2 separate regions of the Homo sapiens genome follow, and region 1 is linked to region 2. Evidence: chromatin loops called from intact Hi-C (ENCODE). Cell type or tissue: HCT116. All regions are shown on one strand. Each heading gives the region's core, and the rest is flanking DNA. Links, peaks and the distances in the headings are about the cores only.

Region 1 (5,376 bases), core at 71-5,070, 140 kb before region 2:
AAACATCTCAATTGTTCAGTTTATGCAATTCTGACTGAAAAACTAATTGAGCACACTTTCCACTCAATCGGTACTAAAACCAATGCACCCAAAACAGATGCAGACAAGAGCAGAGCTTTCAGCAGAAATTTTAAACAAACAGGATCAAGACCCTAAAGCGTTTCTTCGAAGATTTGCAACAGAAGATGGAATGTGGCTTTACCAGTATGATCCTGAAGACAAAGCACAAACAAAGCAATGGCTACCAAGAGGTGGAAGTGGTCCAGTCACAGCAAAAGCAGACTGATCAAGAGCAAAGGTCATGGCAACAATTTCTGCGGATGCTCAAGGCATTTTGCTTGTTGACTTTCTAAAGGGTCAAAGAACAATGAATATCTGCTTATTCTGCGAGAGTTTTGAGAAAGCCAAAGAGCAGAAAAATGCCCAGGAAAGCTTCACCAGAGAATCCTCTCATCAAACAAGGGCAATTTTGTGAGCATTTCAATGGGAAATCATGAGGCGTTCACCCTACAGTTGTGATTTGGCTTCTTCTGACAGGAATGGACTAAGTGGCTGATTTTTTTTCCTTTCAAGGGTGTCTGGAACTTTATGGAGCTTATGTTGAGAAACAAAGTTTATGTTTTTATTTTTATCTTTTAATTCCATTTTCCACAAACTCTTTTAAGTCTTTCCACATAAGCATAAATAAATATGTGACAGAATAACATCTCAAAATAATAATCCTTTGGATTATTTATATTTGTCTCTCTTAATCCCCAAGGCATTCTCAGCCCATAGGGAAACAGAAGCAGAAATTCAAAGAAACTGCTGACCTATATCCAGGTCAGAAAGGTTTGGATTCATGCTTGAAGAGACCAATGTCTGCTCATAAAGTCTAGTTAAACTGGGTCTAGACAGAAAGGATCAAGAAGATGAGAGTCCTCAAATTTAAAGGAGGAAGGCTGTCAATGGGACCAACGAGTGGAGTGGAAGGGCCTTGGACTACGCTTTTTTTTTTTTTAGGCAGAGTCTCACTCTGTTGCCCAGGCTGGAGTACAGTGGTGCGATATTGGCTCACGGCAACCTCCGCCTCCCGGGTTCAAGCGATTCTCCTGCCTCAGTCTCCTGAGTAGCTGGGATTACAGGTGCATGCCACCACGCTGGACTAATTTTGTATTTTTAGTAGAGACACGGTTTCACCATGTTGGTCAGGCTAGTCTCAAACTCCTGATCTAGTGATCTGCCTGCCTCAGCCTCCCAAAGTGCTGGGATTACAGGCATGAGCCACCGTGCCCAGCCTGGACTGCACTTCTATGCTGATGGCAGATCCCTGCCATCCATCTCTTGGGGACATTTGTAAGTGGCTATTACAGGGTCAGAGAATTGGACACCATGTGTGAGAATGACCAAGAAAGAAGTGTCCAGAATAAGTTAGGAATTTTTTAAACACAATGGAAAAACGCATAGGAAAAGACTTAGAAAAAAATATATACCAAAGGGATAGTCTTAATCTCTGGGGCAGCTAGTGGATTTGTAGGAGAAGGGAGTCAAAGAGAATTGTTGCATTATCTCTGGTTTAAAAGTTTTACAACAAGAAATTGTTTGTTTAGTATTTGTGTAATTCAAATATTTTTAAATCATTGATTTTTCAAAAGAGGAAGACAAATTGGAATAAGATGTTTTTAATTTTTTGACAGCTAATGATTTTTTTTAAAAGTGATTTTTGCTAGAAGTTAGGGAGCAAATCAGGATTTTTGCTAAGATTCTAAATGGCTCTTCTGGTCATTTCCAGGAGCTTTATACGTTGTGTTCATAACATTTAACTTCATGTCAAAACAAATCAGGCTAGGCATGGTGCCTCACGCCTGTAACACCAACACTTTGGGAGGCCAAGGCAAGAGGATGGCTTGAGCTCACAAGTTCCAAACAAGAGCCTGGACAACATAGGGAAACCCCATCTCTCCAAAAAAAAAAAAAAAAAAAAAAGCAAAAGCTGAGCTTGATGTGATGGTGCACACCAATAGTCCCAGATACTTGAAAGGCTGGGACTTTCAAGTCCTTTTTGAGGTGGGGAGATTGCTTGAGGCAGGGAGTTCAAGGCTACAGTGAGCCATAATCGCGCTACTGAACTCCAGCCCGAGCGGCAGAACAAGACTCTCAAAACACAAATTTTTTTTTTTTTAAAAAAAAGCAAATCAATTTCCTTTTCACTGAAATAGTCATATTTCTTATCACTTGCAATAATAAGACATTTGTCAGATATGATTTGGATTGATTTGAGGGAGGTGGAAAAATAACCAAAATTGGAAGAGAAGAGGGGAAGTATGAAGGTAGCTACAAAGGATGTGTGCATGTGTATAATGATAGCTGCCATTTGTTAGCATGAATTGAGCATTTTTTGTATGCTAGCCACTAGATTTTTTAGCACAGTACATACATGAATTACATGACTCATTCTCTAAAACAACTTTAGGAGGTAGGAGTTATTACTATCGTTTTACAAATTAGGCATTTGAAGGACAAAATGTTAAGCAGCTTGTCCAAGGCCACAGAGCTGGTGAGGGGTGGAGAGGAGAAGTGAGCTCTAGAGTTATACTTTTAGCCACCACACTATGATTCTTTCAGTGTATGTGATGACAATTGGCAGAGAAGGAATTAACCGAGGCCAGGTAGAAAAAGACAAGAGAGAGGCAAGTGGAATGTAGAAAGTTAAGTAGGCAATCAATTTTGTATTAGATGGTTCCTTACACTACCACCAGGTGGCAGTGGCAGCTCAGGACAGATTAATTATTGTCTGGAGCAAGAGGGTTCAACAATAGGCCTCAGCGTGGATATGGAATACTGAAACTGTACCACCTCTGTTCAAATGTATGAGATGTTTGCAAGTCAAATGTAACTCTTCAAGGAACCTTCCTGATTCTGGCTTAAGACAAGAGTTAAGAATTAATATTCTCATTAATTCTATATGACCTCAAAATTTGTCATTGTGATTAATACCATTATCTTGATAAGGATGCAGTCCTCTGCCAAGTATACATATACCAGTTTATTAAAACATTTTCCTTTTTCTCCAGGGTCATTACAAAAAAGATGGCAATGCAACTCAAGATTAAAGTAAAATGGTAATTTGCACAAATAATTGTGTCACTGGTCTATAATTAGATGATATTTAGCAAGGAAATCTAGGATTACTGAGTCCTGTTTCTGCCTAACAACTCTGACCCGGTGAAGTTCCTGAGACAAAAAGTCACAAGAGGCGAATGCAAATGATAAACAAGTCCCTCCTCCCTTCTTTGAAGGTTAACTAGCTGCTAATCACCCCCAATTTCGAGCTTGCTGGAAAACTGAACATTTGCCAATTATTTGGTCTCAAGGACTAAGTGGAGCTCTGCCTTCATTTAAGCCCCTATTTTTTCCACGAATTGGTTGCCAAGATGAGCTGCATGAGCTTGTCTAAAAGTCTAAATTCCTCTGACCCTCTGTGAGCAGATGAGAGCTCAGGATGGCTGGCCTGCTTTCAGGGGCTGTGCTCTGGGTCACTTTTCCCTATGGAGATAGGAAAACAGCAGAAAATGTAGGGGCAAGAGCTAAGAAAGAGAGCCACACCAATGTACAGGAACATTCAGCACAGAATGATCTTGAGACTAGTAAATTGTGGTCTAATCAGTTCTGGAAGCTGCTTCCATCAAAGTAACAACTCCAGGGCCAGGCGCAGTGGCTCACTCCTATAATCCCAGCACTTTGAGAGGCTGAGGCGGGCAGATCACCTGAGGTCGGGAGTTCAAGACCAGCCTGGCCAACATGGCGAAACCCTGTCTCTACTGAAAATAAAAAAATTAGCCGGGCGTGGTGGCGCATGCCTGTAATCCCAGCTACTTGGGAGGCTGATGCAGGAGACTGGCTTGAACCCGGGAGGTGGAGGTGCAGTGAGCCGAGATCATGCCACTGCACTCCAGCCCGGGCGACAAGAGAGAAACTCCGTCTCAAAAAAAACAAAAACAAAAAACACCTCAACAATTTGGTAGGCAGGCAGCAGGAAGTGGAGAGAGGGGAGTGAGAATTATGCCCCTCCCCCATCACACATAAAATACAGATAACAATATGCATTTTTTATCTTCTTCTGGGTTTGAGCCATTAGCCATAAGCAACTATTGAGCACTTAAAAATATGACTGAGGAATTGTAGAGACTGAGAAACTGAATTTTTTATTTGATTTGATTTTAAGTAACTTAAATTTAAAAACTTAAGCAGTGTAAAATATTTTTTCTGTTCAATATAGCTTTATTGTTTTGGTAGAACTATGTTTCACTTTAACTATAGTGCATTTTGTCTGCATCAATGGATTTGATGCAGTTGAGATGATTTTTGTAATGTGTTTATGTGAATTTTTTATGCAGGCAGCAGGAGTCACAGTGATACTTATATAAATTATAATTGTTAATTAAGCTGAAATATTTTAAGGATATTGTAATTAAATTTTTTTTAGTTAAAATTAGTAAAAGCAAATTTCAAATATAAAATAAAGGAATGCATCAGATGCAGAATCAGTTGAAAATGAAGATGCTAGTATTTTGATAGACACAGTAAAAAGAAAAAGAAAAACATAGGTCAAATAGTAATGATGAGGGGCAATTATGCTTTGTTGTCATATCAAAACAAAAAGCTGCTTGCTCGTGTAAAAAAATTAAGATAATAAAGTGGACAGTGTTTAGGAGATGTGTAGTAAGTTTGATAATTTTTTTCTCAACAGTCATAAAAATTTGCAAACTTAGTCACATAAAAAAATTATAATTCAATCTTTAAAGAAAAATGTTTAAATAATTTTTTAACAGAATCTGAGTTGGACAAGTCATAAAACGGTTTGAATTCCTGAACAAAAAGAGAAAATCATTTTTAGATACAAGGTAAAATAAATTGTGTTGTTTCATGGGCCAGGCACAGTTGCTCACACCTGTAATCTCTGCACTTTGGAAGGAATAGGTGGGAGGATTGCTTGAGGACAGGACTTCCAGGCTGCAGTGAGCTATGATCATGCCACTGCACTCCAGCCTGGGTGGGTGACGGAGCCAGAGCCTGTCTAAAAAAAAAAAAAAAAAATACACATTGTTTCAATTATGATAATTTTCTTAGATAATTATAAGAAAAAAATCTAAAAAAGATATTTTATAAAAAGTGAAAGATCTTCAATTAAAATAGCAATTACTAGTAGAATGTACTCTTTCTAGAAATATTAAAAATAAATTAATTTAAAAATTTTAAAAATTGAAAGTCTTTTATTTTTTAGCTTTAGATGAGTCATAAAATATAAGAGAGACTGCGCAATCAATACCATTGGTACAATTGTTTCAACCTTCAAATTTATAAAGAAATGCTGTCAACCCATGACCTATTAAATTA
Region 2 (5,376 bases), core at 97-5,096:
AGCCAATCAGGAAACAGACATCACACAGTGATCTAAACAGGGGTAGTTTAATATAAAGAATTATTAAACCCTGATTAAAAAGTATAGAATGTAAGACATTCTGTATGGTTCAGACCTCACTGGAGAAAGGGTAGTTGAACCCACTGGGTGGCTGTGCTAATTTTTTGGGCCAGAGCTTCTCTGCAGTTCTGGGACAAGCAGGCATCAGCCCCCCTCCGGAGCACAGGTGGGCCAGGCAAGCCGCAGGTCCTGGCCGCAGTGGTCGCGCCGCGGGAGTGGGTCGTAGGTGCAACAGGCGGCCCGGAGCGCGGTGTCCCTGTTGGGAGGGGCACCGCTTCCCTAAGATTGCGGGAGACACACCTGGGGGAAGAGGGAGGGACGAGCAGAGGCAGCACAACAGAGGTGCAGGCAGGAGGCTTCGTGCCTCGGTGTCCCTGTCGCGAGGGCTGCAGGGGGTTGGTGGCGAGGCCAGGGCGCAACTGCAAGCCCCCGGATTCGCGGCCAGACTGCGCATTCCAACCGCGGTGCCCCCAGATGTTCCCACCCGCCAGGCCGACTCCCGAGGGGGCCTCCCGAAACTGCAGGAGCCCCCTTCTTCTTGCCATGTCTCTCTAGCGCCCTCTACTGAGAAGCTTTGCATCGTGCTCACTCGAAAAACGCTGAAAGGAATTCTGTGGTTTAATCACAGAGCATGTTTTGAAGGGTAAATTGGGAGCTGAGAGTCCTTTGATGCCTGGCACAGTAGGTGTGTCCGCATCGTCGTGCACACGGTAAGTCCACAGGCCCTGTGTGCTCCCTTTGTCTGCAGCTGTGACATCAAGGGTCCCTCCAGCCCGGCCTCGCGGCAAAGCTGAGCAGCAAAGGAAGGCAGAGGGGTGGGCCTTGCCGGCTTTGGGCCCAGAGGCTGGAGGCTGGGCTCCCTCTTTCTTCCCTTCCTCCTTTCCTCTTTCCCTCCTTCCTTTCTTCCTTGCTTCTCCCTCCTCCCCTCCCTGCCTCCCTCCTCCCATCTCTGTCTCCCTCTTCCCCTCCCTGCTTCCCTCCTCCCCACCTTCCCTCCCTCTTCCCCTCCTTCCCTCCCTCTTCCCCTCCTTCCCTCCCTCTTCCCCTCCTTCCCTCCCTCTTCCCCTCCTTCCCTCCCTCCTCAAGCACAACACATCCACATCGGCCCCCAGCCCAGCGCAGCTTTAAGAGACCCACTTACCTCAGAGGAACCCAATCAATCCCCACAAACACCTCTCTAGAATAGGAAGATGGAGATACAGGTGAGTCTGTCCTGGACAGAAAAGTAGAGACCCTGGAGGAGAGTGCGTTGAATTGATTGAGAGTGAACTGCCTATTGAATTGGAGGTGGGGGACGGTCGGGGAGGGTTAAGGGAGACCTTCTCTTCCAGAAGGGCCAAGGAAAGGCTGGTTCCACAGGGCTGGCTGGGCTACAGACCAGCTGCCTCTCCCCTCTGCATACAGTTGGGTACCCAGTCACCAGACCCCCCAAGTGAGGGGGTCAGGAAGGTGTCACGGACAGATGTACACATATCTCATTTTCATTCCACTCCATCCTGACCTGAGGGTTGTGACTTAGACAAGCGCCCTCATCTTGTTGAGCCTCAGTTATTCAGCTGTAAATGGGCGGAAGGAGAGCATTTAGTAATGGTAAATATGTAAGAGTGCTAATCGGGAAGCTCTACCCACTGAGAAAACAAGAAAAAAAATTCTTGGCGCTGAAAGAGGACCAAGAAGGATTGCTTTCTGAGATAGGTGCGGACAGACACACGCAGACCTAGAATAACGAGGTCAGACTCACCCAGGAATACTTGGCCCCAAGTTGACTCCCCTGTTTAAAGAGCGATAGAATGGTGGAGAGGGAGGATTGTCTTCTCAGGCGGCTCTGTATGGCCTCCAGGGGCCATGGTGAGGGATGGGGGTATCCTGGCCCTGAAGGCCCAGGGCACTTGAGGGAAGAACAAACTTTGCTGTGTCCCACAGGGAAAGTATGGGTCAGCCCTGCCATCTTGTGGCCATGCTTAGGACTGCAGGGGGCCAAGGGATACCCTGAGAGATCAGAGTACATTTCAAGGAGAAAGAAAAGCATTGCAAATGTTAGGTGTAGTAAAGATCTTGGCATTTGAAAGACTAAATCCAGACTCGGGTCTCTGGAACTTCCCAGGGTGCCAGGCATCTCGCAAATAGTAGTGCTGTCTCTCCTCTCCTCCCTTTCCAAGATGTGAGCTCTGGGCTGCAGATTCTGGGCCTGGATTCTGGTCTCCTCGTTCTGGGAGCTGCTCTCTGGGCTGACCCCAGGGCCTTGATCTAATTTTTTTCTTTGAAACTTGAGTTCTAAATTTGGGGTCTGGTCCCTGTCCTGACTGTCTAGCCTCAGTCCATCTATCTCTGGGCTTGGTTGTTTGAGATCATGGCTGAAGGTTAGGAGATCAGAGCTCCTGGTCTCTGCTCTGGTCTCTGAACTTAGACCTCGGGAATCAGGACACCAAGCCCTTGGTCATGGCTCATGCTACGTGGATGAACTCTGGGCTCCATTTGACTTTGTGGTCTCTACCCTCTGGATAGGCAGGAGTCTATGTTGTAAGCCCTGAACAACCAGTCACTGGATCTGCTCCAGGTCAGGTGGCTCTGGGGTCTGCTGGCTGGTGCTTCATTTGAGGCTACTCCTCCTCGAGGTTGTTGCTCTGGGCTGTGGGGTTAGGATTTTAGCCAGATTCTTCATGCCAGGCTGGAAACACAGGTAGCAGGTCTTGCATCTTGTAAAGGATAAAAGAGGCTCTTGCAGATACACAGGGAGCTGGGCCTGCCTGGACACTTCCTCCTCAGGAACTGCCCTAGGAAACATGGACCTGGCCAAAGATTTGTCCTGGGAGGATTGAGGGCCCACAGGCACATCCTGAAGAGATGCAGAAACTTGCCCATCCCTGATGTCTCAAGCCAGCCCAGATATAAACACAGAAATGGAGACAGACAACTTCAGACATTGGACTGTGAGATGAGGAGAGAGGGTCGGGCTCACTGTGGTCATCCTATCCTGTATCTTTCACACTGCCTGAAACATGGGACCACAGCAAACATTTGTTAATCAATAAAAGCAATGAGCTATGAGAGAAAAATTAGAAAGATGTAGAAGGACAAAGGGAGGGAGAAGGAACAGGCATTTGTTGACTAACTGATATGTGCTTCTGTGTGCTAGTTGCTTTATAGGTAATACCTCACTTAATTCACACAACGCCTTGAGTTGGTATACAGTATGTCATCTGTGTTGAGGTGACAAGGCCCTTCCCAGGTTCCACGATTCACTAGGAGGACTCCTGGGACTCAGCCTATAGTCATACCCATGGCTATAATTTATTTACTTATTTATTTATATGAGACGGAGTCTTACTCTATTGCCCAGGCTGGAGTGCAGTGGCACAATCATGGCTCACTGCAACCTCTGCCTCCCGGGTTCAAGCAGTTCTCATGCCTCAGCCTCGCAAATAGCTGGGATTACAGACATGTGCCACCACACCTGGCTATTTTTTGTATTTTTAGTAGAGACAGGGTTTCACCATGTAGGTCAAGCTGGTCTCAGACTCCTGACCTCAGTGATCCACCCGCTTTGGCCTTCCAAAGTGCTGGGATTACAGGCATGAGTCACTGCACCCAGCTATGGCTATAATTTATTATAGTGAAAAGATGCAAAGCAAAATCAGCAAAGGGAAAAAGGTGCAGGAGGTGAAGTCTGGAGGAAACCAATTGCAAGCTTCCAAGAGTCCTCTTTCAGTGGAACCACAGAGGGTATGCTTAATTCCTCCAGCAACAGACTCTGACAACATATGTGTAATATTATGTACGAGTGAAGCTCATTAGAGACTGAGTGTCCAAAGTTTTTATTGGATGTTGGTCACTTTCTGCCTAGCATGCACCAAAATTCCGGACTCCTAGAAGGAAAAGAGGTGTTTAGCATAAATCATATTGTTTGTATAACAGTTTAGGTACAGTGAGCCACTCTTGTAAGTTCTGGGAATGGTGGGAACTCTTGAGAAATACAAGCTCCCAGACTTCAGCCAAAGGCCAACCTTGCAAGTAGGCCTCTAAAAATAATAGTCTCGGGCCTACTGTGTGCAATTTTTCTTCACCTTGAGTATGACTGGTACTCTGCCTTTGGACTGTGAACCCAGTGTCTCCTCACCAGAGGGTGTCCTCTCATCAACAGCCTCCAGGGTGTCAGTTTGAAGAAATCACAGAAGGAGGGCTGGACCCTGTGGGGGCCTGGAAGGAAGATAAATTTGGGGAAGATTAATATTTAAAGGTTTGAAAAAACCCACCAAGGCTAACCAAAAGTGCTTAAGACCTGCAGAATCTGTATGAATCTTAGCACTGGATATCCCCCTGTGATGTGGGGTGCAGGGTCAGACCCAAGCACTTTACAGACTGTATGGCATTTAATCTCTCCAGGCATCCTGTGGGTGTCAGAGTAAATGTCCCCATTTCTCAGATGAGGGAAGAACTGCAAATACAACCCAAAGTCTGCTAGCCTTTAAAGCCATTATTTGCTCCTCAGTCCAATCAATATTCTGTGTGACCATGGCTCCAACTGACAACATCTGCCTTTTTATGTCATCACTAGAGTGTGACTGGTCCACTGTGAGTTCCTAAACTCCCCTCACATCCTTTTCTTGCAGAAAACCTCCGCTTCCGCCTTCCCAGGCCTACTGCTCTGCCTTTGTTCTTTCACTTCTTCAACATGGCAAACTCTGTTCCTGCTTCTGCCTCAGTGCAGTCTGGCCCACTGCCTGGGATGCTATACCTTCTTCTTTCTCATGGTTTCTTTCCCCTACTACAGGACACACATATCTCAGAATGGTGGATGATTTGTGAGTATTTCGTGTTCCTCCACCAGAGGTAAACTCTTGAGGACTGGCAACCACTCTGTAACACATGAAATGTCAACCTATGATCAGAGAATATGAAAATCCAGAAGTGCTTGGTATTCTGGGCAAATTGAGCTCTGTGAATAATATAGAATTGCATTCGCATCCTAGTCAACCATGGGATAAGAGAAGCCTCAATGTTCAGACCAAGGACAATCAGTGTCTGATCCTAAAAGAAAGATACAGGCTCTAGAAAAAGAAATCTAATTCATCACAACACAAGTGGAAGATGCCAAGACACACATGCTTGAACCTATCACAGAAAACTGAAAAAATTCTCATCATTTCCATACAGAGATCCAGCACTTGTGTGAAGAGTAAGTTCAAGTTTCTGCAGGATTGTTAGCGCAAAACCGAAGAACTGGCAGCCTCCCTGGGAGAGGAGAACATTGGTGATAATGTCCAATCAGAGAATGGAGATCATGTTGAAACTAGGCAAAAGGATCCTAGAGGAAAC

Evidence for each region. A loop is a pair of places that touch in the nucleus more often than their neighbours do. Peaks named below come from ENCODE experiments on the same cell type or tissue, not always from the same donor. Only the 100,000 strongest peaks of a DNase experiment are listed, where the experiment ranks them.
Region 1: a loop joins it to region 2, with 10 times the contacts of the local background. A loop is called at or near these places in 31 of 110 quality-filtered maps.

Annotation. Positions count from the first base shown.
Region 1 is chr10:52,642,120-52,647,495 of GRCh38, forward strand. All of the region lies in intron 1 of LOC105378305 (a long non-coding RNA gene), which reads right to left. Among named protein-coding and RNA genes, the nearest start is that of MBL2, 130 kb to the right of the region's middle. In HCT116, for the core only: a CTCF peak has its summit at 2,737 (motif pointing right); a DNase peak (open chromatin) is centred at 2,752.
Region 2 is chr10:52,778,282-52,783,657 of GRCh38, forward strand. It overlaps LOC105378306 (a long non-coding RNA gene), which reads left to right and starts at 877. Exons shown (of 4, transcript XR_945963.2): 1 at 877-1,262. LOC105378307 (a long non-coding RNA gene) reads right to left here. Exons shown (of 4, transcript XR_945965.3): 4 at 3,860-4,257. In HCT116, for the core only: CTCF peaks have their summits at 624 (motif pointing left) and 2,014 (motif pointing left); DNase peaks (open chromatin) are centred at 640 and 1,990.